Linked DNA regions of Homo sapiens: region 2 is linked to region 1. Evidence: chromatin contacts called from ENCODE Hi-C or POLR2A ChIA-PET data. All regions are on one chromosome and are shown on one strand. Each heading gives the region's core, a stretch centred on a gene start or an enhancer-like site at or near the end of the contact. The rest is flanking DNA. Distances are from core to core; before and after follow the strand shown. Region 1 overlaps CTBP2 (C-terminal binding protein 2). Region 2 overlaps CTBP2 (C-terminal binding protein 2).

Evidence for each region. A loop is a pair of places that touch in the nucleus more often than their neighbours do. ChIA-PET counts read pairs that join two places held with the same protein, here RNA polymerase II (POLR2A). Pooled maps may share reads with other maps.
Region 2: a pooled map of posterior vena cava shows a loop between it and region 1 (13-fold over the local background). The contact joins two enhancer-like sites. A Hi-C loop is called at or near these places in 1 of 168 maps with a recorded cell type or tissue (astrocyte of the cerebellum) and 3 of 50 pooled maps. POLR2A ChIA-PET finds 5 or more read pairs at or near these places in 4 of 52 experiments (AG04450, HCT116 and WTC11).

What each region holds. Positions count from the first base shown.
Region 1 is chr10:125,035,805-125,040,837 of GRCh38, reverse strand. It overlaps CTBP2 (C-terminal binding protein 2), which reads left to right. Exons shown (of 11, transcript NM_001329.4): 3 at 1,683-1,841. The coding sequence starts at 1,784. Among named protein-coding and RNA genes, the nearest start is that of MIR4296, 5.5 kb to the right of the region's middle. Within about 2 kb of position 1,982, at least 15 of the 41 ENCODE cell types and tissues checked have a DNase peak (open chromatin) inside an H3K27ac peak, as active enhancers do.
Region 2 is chr10:125,076,858-125,081,890 of GRCh38, reverse strand. The region is part of intron 2 of CTBP2 (C-terminal binding protein 2); the gene reads left to right. Among named protein-coding and RNA genes, the nearest start is that of MIR4296, 47 kb to the right of the region's middle. RefSeq lists enhancers at 1-340, 2,624-3,125. Within about 2 kb of position 2,560, at least 4 of the 41 ENCODE cell types and tissues checked have a DNase peak (open chromatin) inside an H3K27ac peak, as active enhancers do.

The DNA of each region.
Region 1 (5,033 bases), core at 733-3,232:
TCGGATGCCTTTTCAGCTTCGTTGCTGGGAAATTAGCCGTTAACTTACAGAAACCTGGTAGACCTGCAGTCTGACCTTTTGATAAAGTAACTCTTAATGTTTTGCATAACTGATGACCGTACATCATTATCCTCATTTCTACCCCTTGGGCCTCATTTTTATCTTTATCTCTCCTCTTTCTTTCTGCTAGATCACTGAGAACCACTTTTTCTGTGTGTGTGTGTGTGTGTGTGTGTGTATGTGGTTGTGGTGGTGGTCTTAAAATAAGACTGATTTAATTGTATTCCTTGGGAAAAAAAAAATACAGAAGACAATAGAGTGGGCCTTAAATGTTGTTTCCCAGTTGAGATTCAAGCCACCTTTTTTTTTTTTTTTTTTTTTTTAAAGACAGAGTCTTGCTCTGTCACCAGGTTGGAGTGCAGTGGTACAACCTCAGCTCACTGCAACCTCCACCTCCCAGATTCACGTGATTCTTTTGCCTCAGCCTCCCAAGTAGCTGGGATTACAGGTGCCTGCCAGCATACCCGGCTAATTTTTGTATTTTTAGTAGAGACGGGATTTTACCATGTTGGCCAGGCTGGTCTCGAACTCCTGACCTCAGGTGATCTGCCCGCCTCGGCCTCCCAAACTTCTGGGCTTACAGGCATGAGCCACCGTGCCTGGCCAAGATTCATTAAGCCTCCTTTAATCAATGTAAAGAATGCAGTTCCAGAGCAGTGACTTAAAAGCTGGGATATTGGGGACAGCTGTTAATGATCTGGACCTCACCGGGCACATTGGTGACAGTCAGAGGCTTCCAAAGTGCTCAGATCCTCCTGAGAAGGAGGATGGGCAGCAGCTCCTCTTCCCCAGGCCGCAGTCAGGTCTCCCTCTAGAGAATCCCACATACCCCAAACCACATGGGAGACCTTTCTTGCCTCCTCCATCAGCCTCACCTCTACCTGAAACGTCATGGGGATGGTTACACTCTCACACTAAGAAATACTTCAGCCCATATAGCTGGAACCAAGTGTCAAGGCCAGCAGCCTGGGACCCTGCCCTTGCTGGTGCTGACTGCGGTCCCCTCCAGCTGCAAGGAAGGTTCAGGAAGGCGGCATCGGAGGAACGTTGGTTAGGAGCTGCTGGGGCTTCCCACCCGCGTTCTCACGTGGTAGAGTCAGGGTTTTGTGTTGTGCTGAGCTGTGGCTTTGACCCCTGACCCCTGCGCGGCTGTTTTGGAAAGCATTGTTGTAACTCACCTGGCAGCAGGCCTTCGCAGAGCCCCTCGAGTCGCCACGGTGTGCGTCTGCATCTCAGTGTGAGTGCGTTTGGGGCAGGTCCAACTGGCTGTCACTTGGTCTCTGCCACTGGAATATAATTTATTACACTTCAAATTGGTCAGTAAATTGGAATTTATAGCCCTAAAGTTAAAAGCAAGAGATCTGTTGGAATTTGCTGCTTCCAGAAATAACTGACGATTGTCTTGTGTGCATTCACTTGCTTTCTATTATGAGATAAGAAGCAGGAGGCGGCTGAGATGCACTTGGTGCAGCCTCCATTCCCAGTGCTTTGGGAAAAGAGCAAGTCCCATGTGTCCGCATGGCAGGTTCCCTTATAGAAAGTAGCAGTTAAGTCCCCAGTGAGCTGTTGTCCTGTGCCCAGAGGGTCTCCAGAGAGTAAGGATTCTTTTCTCCTTGTTTCAGGGTTCATAGTGGCGTCATGCACGCAGACTCCTGCAAGTTCCCCTAAGTTCTTAGAGGACTGCTTTGCCTTTTGATCTGAGAGTTGCAAAGTTCCATAAAGAATGGCCCTTGTGGATAAGCACAAAGTCAAGAGACAGCGATTGGACAGAATTTGTGAAGGTAAGAGCGTGTTTGGCGGTTTTTACCAAACATACGTAGTCCCTCACTCAAATCTTCGCTGGCTGCTCCCTTGAGTTGGCTGTGCCACTCCCCAAGCCAGAGTCCCTCCTCCGATTCCAACACTGCATACCATTGGCACCCTCTGCTGGGTGTCCTTGGCCGTGGGCCTGGCCTTGGCTTAGGACAAGGCCTGGCTTCTGGGGCGGGGTTGGGGACTAGGAGGACAGTTTCAGGGCTGGTGGGCCCTGAGGTCTATGTCTTCCATGTACCTAAGGTTATTTTGCATATAAAAGATGGTGTTGATTAGGACCATCTTTTTTCACTTCCTGAAATCTCAGGACTTTACCTGTTTTGGATTAAGATATTTACAATGCTGAATTCCCTGATACTATGAGATTCCTGAAGAGCCCAGCATTGCCCCTCGTGGTGTGTTCATGTCCCTGGTATCTTTGGAAATGTCTGGAAGTGTTCTGTTCATGAAAGGAAAAATAAACATAATTAAAATCTAATGGAAACCTGGGGACAAAACTCTGAAGTGTTGATTAAGCACTGCGCTCTTCCAGCTAGCGGGTGGTAAGAAACCAGCGTGTGGGTTCGGGTTTAGGGGTGAGTGCACCTGCCAGATGGGGTCAGTGCTACAGGGCTGCTCTTTGCTCAGGGTGATTGCTGGTACTGCCCTACAGGGTGGCTCTCGGAGGGAAGCGAAGATGGCTCCGCAGCCCCCTCTGCACCCTTCACGCACACGCTGAAGTTTAGTAGCTGACCCACCAGTTTGTGGACAGGAATATGCAACCCACAGGGCTTCCCCTGCAGCTGCCCATATGGAATTGTCTGTCCTATAAGTAGATGTGGCTCATGCCACACGGGGTGGGGACATCATAGACATTCTGCTGAGTGACTCCATGGCCTCACAGAACTCTGCGCTGCAAGAACACAAAAGCACTGACATTCCTGGGGTTCAGTATAAGGAGTTTGGCGTTAAAGGGTTTTTTTAAAGTAAACATTCACAAATTATAAAAACCTACAGAGAGGTTGGTAGGATGGTACAGTGAACACCAATATTCCATTCAGTTTTCCAGATTCTTTTGAGGGGAGATAAAGATAGAGATATACATATAAATAGACACTGTGTGAGTAGATGATGGATTTTCTTCCAGAACCATCTGAAAAAATTCAGGGGCAGCACTTTACTCTGGACTACCTATGGCATGGCACCTTTTATCCAATTTCGTACTGCTCCCAGTACCGGAATGAACCCCAGGAATCTAACCTCAGGGACAGTATTGTCTAGTATAGGCTGCATATTCGCATTTCCTCCACGTCTCTTTGCCTGTGCAATAGATAAGGGTCACGCATTGTGTTTAGTTGTTACATCTCTCTAGTCTCCTTAGTCTAAAATTATCCCCTGGGCTTTTTTGACTTTCAGAGACATTGGACTTACTGAAGAGCCCAGGCCCCATTGATTTGTAGACTATTCCACAGTATAGGTTCACCAGATTGTATGGGGAGTTGTAAAATTTACTCTTGACTTCCACTGTAAAGGTGCTTGATTGAGGTTACTGAGTACTTGCTTCTGGAACACGCTCGTGACTCAGCTTTCCAAGGTTACTAGCAGGAATGCCTCTGGGGCTGACTCCACCCCCTGCACCCAGGATTCTCCAGGGATGTTGCATCAGAAACTAGAATGGGATTGAAGAGCTAGCAGCGTTTCCTCTGTGTGTTTCCATGGCTGTATAAACCTGACTTGGGCAAAACCATTGTCTGCTTGCAGACCCTCTGTCCCATCCAGACAGGTGCTGAAGGATGGTTCACCAACCTTCCCACCCCCTTCATGTGTAATAGGAAATTTTCAGCCAATTTTTTATAACAGAAGTTTGCATTACCTTGTCTATGCATGGTGTTCCAGATACATTTGCAGTTATATATTTTAAATTTCTCAATAACTATCAACGCAGACAGGCCAAAATGCAGTTACTCCAGTGTGGGTCACCATCTATATGTCAGCTCCCTAGGCATCTCATTAAGTACTCACAGTTGGTCCCAAGTGCTTTGTTGGTGCTCCTCCTATGTATAAGCTGACTTAGTCCTTGTGGCACCTGTTATGGGTCAGGACAGGTGGCACCCATCTCACAGGTGCTGCCAGAGAGGCGTTGAGCAGTAGGCAGTTTGCACCCAGGAACCCGGGCAGTCTGTTTTTTTCTGTTTGGCCTTCTCTCATACCAGCTTGTTGGATTCAGCTCTTTCTTCCACCTGAAGGCCTTGAACATCTAACACACACAAACACACACACACACACACACACACACACACACACACACACACACACACCCCCTCTAGCTTTGAATTCTCACCATGTTTCTATTCTATCAACTACTTGTAGAATGTTCTGTATTGATATGCAGAGAGCCTGTCAAACTGTTTTTTTCTCCCTCCCCACTGCCTACACCTGACACAGGGACTTCTGCGTCCCTTAGGTTTGTTTTTTTTTTCTTTCTAAATGATTAAAAGCATGAAGCTGCCATGTTCTGCTGTGCTTACCCGGTCTGCTCCCAGGCTTGTAGGAACTTTGTCTTCCTGCTCTTGGTGTCTGGATACACCAGCTCCTTAAAATTCGTCCCCTCCCGCCTGCTACACAATGCCAACATCAAGCCCTGGTCGTGGGTCCCTAGGCTGGAATCAGGCAGGCCTCTCCAGGGTCCCACTCCAGGTACTCCGCTGGAATCTGAGCATCACCCCTGCACAGATACTTGTACAACCTTTCCCTGTTTTCTAAGGCCTGTCCAGCCCCTTCCTCTTTGAAACTTTTCAAAGCAAGAAAAAGTGGCATGGAGCTTGATCCTTCTGTGTGCCCAGAATCTGCCGTGGGGATTCACTCCGCCAGGCTGTGTCTCTACTCGGAGAGCAGGACACAGACAGTCTTTGGGACTCCAGCCAAATGAGCTGGAATAATGGTCTTTCTAGCCAATGTAAAAGCCACATTTTAATTTTTTTAATGTAACTCTTTGAGTTTGCTATTTATAATTGTTCCTTTTTTTTCTGATGCCTGCTATCAAGCAATCCTATAATACCATGTAAGAATTATTACGAAGGAGCCCTCTCGTAACACAGGCTGATCAGAACAAGATTGTGGTCTCCTCATTCTCAAGTATAATGGAGATCTTCCTATCTGTTTAGTCTGCTGACATAATTGAC
Region 2 (5,033 bases), core at 1,311-3,810, 40 kb before region 1:
ACAGAAGGAGGCCTGGGACCTTGCCCTGCCTGACCCGCCTGTCTTTCCATCTGAAGCGCCCCTGACATGCTGTGACTCTTACTTTATTTTTGGTAGTTTACCTTAAAGAGTAATGAAATCACATTGCAAAAATTTGGGTTCTCTGGGAAAATATCAGTCAATCTTGATTCTAAAACTTGAACACAATCACTGTGGCCATTCATGTCTATTTTTTTTTTCCCTTTAACTTTTTCTTTTGACATAATTACAGACTTACAGAAGAGTTGTAAGAATGGAACAAAGAATTTCTAATTACCCTTTACCTAGCCTCTCCAAATGACATTTTACCACATTTGCTTGTGTTTCTCTCATATACAGAAACACACGCACAGAGTATATAATCTTCAGATCCCTCTGAGATATTTGCAAATATATAAGGCTAAAGTATTTAGGGATGGAGGAGTTAATTTTTCCTAAACACAGTGCCCATTCTTTCACATAAGACAAGTATCAAGGTCAGGAAATTAACATTGATAATCATATCTAATATTCAGATCTTACTGATTTTGCCAGTAGTCCCAATAAGATCCTTTATAGCAAAAGAAACTTCGGATTCTGCGTTGCCTCTGGTTTCCTTGTCTCTTTAGTCATCTTTAATCTGGAACCGTTTCTTGTCCTCCTTTGTACCATGACATTGATGTTTTTGAAGAGAGCAGATGAGTCATTTTGTAGAATGGCCCTCAGTTCAGTTTGTCCTGTGTTTTTTCCTGATTGGAGTTGGGCACTTTGGGCGGGAATGCTCAGGACCCACTGTTGTTGTCAGCACAGCGGATTAGGAGGGCACATCATGTGAATTTATCTTATTATTGGTGGGGTTAACTTTGATCACTTGGCTAAGATCGAGTCCGTCTTTCTCCACTGTAAAGCTATTATCTCAATCTCCTTTTTTTTTTTTTTAAGTCCTGTACATGATTTTGTGCATCGTAACATACCAGGTCTGGGTATGGGATGTGGGAGGCAGCGCTGTGCCCTTAATTTGTGGAGGTGACGCATGTGCAGTTGCCTCCACTGAACGTTAAAAGTGCACTCCTGTGACCCTGAGTTGAGTTCAGAGACTCCTATCAGGTCAGAAGAGCTCCTGCTGTTGACCTGCAGGGCACAGCTTGAGACCTAAGTCTGGCCCTTCCAGATGGGCCATGGCTAAGGTTCCCTCATTCAATAAATAATTGATGACTTCAGCTGCTGTATGCATGGATTTCTTGCGTGACTATTTTTCCCCCTTTTTAAATTTCTTATGTGCGTCTGGAGACCCTTTGGCAGTGGGGCCTGGAGCTCCTTTTAGAAAAGATCCACAGGAGATTGTGTTTCCAATGATGACAGCCAAGATGGCACAGGTGGCAGCCCTCCCATGCTAGGGGTGTTGTCAGGTCGACAGCGCTCAATCCCCATTGTTCCAGAACGGCCAGAGGACAGTGACCAGGGGCAGAGGAGAGTGCACTCTCATGGCCCAGCCCCTCACTTAGCCCACCTGCCCTGGGCTGGGTGCACTGGTGGCTACCACTGCTTGGTAAGAGGTACGGGTGACAGATGTCTTGGTTGACGGTGTGGGTGTGTGTTTTTTTTTTACCCCTAATCCAAGGAAACTGGGTGTATTTCTCTTTGTGAGTTTTGACTGCTGTTCCCCTAAGTCAAGTTATATGGAAGCATGATTTATCTTCTCCAAAAAATATGGGCCCCTCAGTGAAGTTAAACAGAGTATAAAATGCCTTCATGGTAGTTAAATTTATACTCTGTTAAAATGATTTGTGCACTTTGCAGTAAGCTGTGATATTAAGTGCATAAATATACAGCGGAGTTAACTTGGAGGAACGTTTTATTTGACAGGATCACTTAAATGCTCAGGTACAGTATCGAAACCATTTAGCATGGTTACCAGGAATGGAGGGTGAGCCGACTCTGTTTAAAATCTGCAGAAAACATTCAGAATCCAAAGGAAAGCTTGTAAGTAAGTACTTCTCCATGGAGTGCTTAATCGTGGAAGTGGTTTTCATCACAGGAGAGAGGATTGCAATTTCTAAATCAGTCTCCCTGCATCATGTGAGAAAATGCCTTGTAAATAAACTCTCCATTGGAATAGTCACTTGTCCTAAGCGTGGAACTGATTCTATTCAAATTAGCAACCATTATAGATATTTTGGTCTTCTATTGTCAATGACAATACATTTTCCTGTGGGAATAGGTTATTTAGTCCATATTGGGACATTACAGGAGAATTAATAATTAATGACATGCTAGTGCTCGGCCCACCCTTCTGTTTTTGTAGCCAAGGCTTGATTGGATTTTCTGTATGTATAATGGGCTGTTTCAAAATGGTCTTGCCTCATTGTTTCTTCATATCTTATTGAAACCAACCCACTGTTGATCTCAATCTGTGTAAGGAGAATGCGGAGTATGGCATTCGCAGGACTGAATCCCTAGATTTTAAGTTTGGAAGGAGATCCAACCGGGCAGATGAATTGACCGGTGGTGAATATTCTGTAGCATTTTCCTCCCTGGAGAGGAATGCCGCCACCGCTGGGAACCGTGGACTGGCATGTGAGCCAGTGGCTGTGAAAGGCGCTGTGCCCTGTGTCCTCCGTGTACTTTAGAGCAGGAGCGTCACACATGGTGGAGCCGGGTGATATCCCGGGCAGGCTCCCGAAAGCTCCTGGTGGCCCATCAGGGGCTGGTTTTTCCACCTTTTTTTTTTTTTTTTTTTTTTCCTCGAGACAAGGTCTCACTCTGTCACCCAGGCAGGAGTGCAGTGGCATGATCTTGACTCACTGCAACCTTTGCCTCCTGGGTTCAAGCAATTCTCGTTCCTTAGCCTCCCGAGTAGCTGGCATTACAGGCACTCGTCACCATGCCCGGCTCGTTTTTTTTTTTTTGTATTTTTAGTAGAGACAGGGTTTCACCATGTTGGCCAGGCTGGTCTTGAACTCCTGACCCCAAAATGATCTGCCCGCCTCAGCCTCCCAGAATGCTGGGATTACAAGCACGAGCCACCGTGCCAGGCCTGGTTATTCCAAATTTTTTGATTGGTCTAAAATTTGTAATGAATGGTAGGAAAACACAGCAGGAAAAAGAAAGAACATTATTATTGGTAAGGGTCAGATTAAGCCCTGGGTGAGAGTCATGAGTCCCTAGAGGTATCTGAAGAAGTCCTCCTGGCTTTGGCCATCTCTACAGGATCCGGTGATTGCTCCGCCTCCAGAGCTGTCCCCAACCATCGCAGCTTGGCTTGTCTGTGACCTCGTGTCAACTCAAAACAGCACTTTCCCCCCGACACTTTGAAGTCAACCCTGGTAGAATTTGTGAGGAAATGGCCAGTGTGTGTTGGGTTTAAAAAAAAAAAAAGGCTGTGGAAGTAGAACAATCTTGGGGTTGCCACAGAACAGGCAGTTTGAGGTGACGAAGTGGCTTTGTAATCAATAATAATTGATAAGACCTTGTTTCTAGCAGGCTGTAGACAAAAATAATCTTCTTGGACCTATCTTCGCCTAGGAAATATGTCCTAGAACCTCCCTCCTCTGTTGATCTCAACGCCCAAGCCCATCCTCCCATGAGAAAGGTTTTTTTTTTTTTTTTTTTTTGAGACGGAGTCTCGCTCTGTCGCCCAGGCTGGAGTGCAGAGGCGCGATCTCGGCTCACTACAAGCTCCGCCTGCCAGGTTCATGCCATTCTCCTGCCTCAGCCTCCAGAGTAACTGGGACTACAGGCGCCTGCCACCATGCCTGGCTAATTTTTTGTATTTTTAGTAGAGACGGGGTTTCACCGTGTTAGCCAGGATGGTGTCGATCTCCTGACCTCGTGATCTGCCCGTCTTGGCCTCCCAAAGTGCTGGGATTACAGGCGTGAGCCACCGCGCCCGGCCTGAGAAAGGTTCTTATGGGAATTGTGATGAAGGGGTCAGAGCAGCCCCCACCTCCCCCCATCAGCACCACCCAGGGCTGAATCTGAAGTCAGACTTGGCTGCTTAAGCCACAACCTAAGATAACTTTGAATACCAGGTGCTGAAATCACAGAACAGACTCCAAATGGTGGCCCCGTTTGGACTAAATGAGAGGTGAGCTGAGGTTGAACACGGGAGGCAGAGGGCCAGGGGTCCCGTGGGCATCAGCTGGGGTGGGCATCACCACGGTGCCCCCAGCTTTTTCATGGGTGATTTCTTCAGCTGACCTGGGTTTTCAGGGTTCTTTTAGGCAGGCTCCCAGTTGTTTGTGTCAGAGAGCCCTTTTTGTTGGTAATCCCAAGCCCAGAACTTTCCAGAATGTGCTGTTGGATGTGGCTTTATTCTTTGATCCCTTCAAAAAATGAACCACACCGATTACTATTGGCTGCCAGGCCTGGTGAGGGGGTGAGTGAGCCCTTTCTGCGAGCCCGGGGAGTTTGGAGCCAGATGGGGGTTCTTCCTTCCCCGTCTCCAGTCCTGTTGCTCTAAGAACACAGATAAGGGAGTCACTCCATCCCCAACAGGTGCCGCCTTATCCCTGCTGATGTCAGAAACCAACTCTGCAGAAACCAACTCTTCCCCAGCTCACACATGCTGGAAACGCTGAATGTGTCTTATACCCTGCATCTCATTACATGTGTCTTGAAAATGTGGCTTTTCTTTATGTATATAAACCTACATTCACAGCTCTGCACAATCAGTGGCTTGTTTTCCGCTTACAATAGCGACATTTTGGTGGTAGCGGTGCCTGACACGCATTTCATTTTTATTTAACTTATAAAACCTTGGGGTGAGTGCTTCTGGACACACAAAAGCTTTCATGGAGTGCAAGAGTGGTGAATTTTTTCTCTTTTCAAAATGGAGGCGTGGCGCATCTGGACACACACATCAGTTGGCCTGACCTGTGCGTTCGCTACAGGAAGTAAAAGTTTGGATGACATCACTGCAGGGTTATTTCTTGTTATTGTAATTAATGGACCAGCAGGAAGTAGCGAGACAGATGATTCTTGGCAGAAATGACCATTTAAAGGGGGAAGGATGAAGAGGGTCTGGGAAGGAAGAA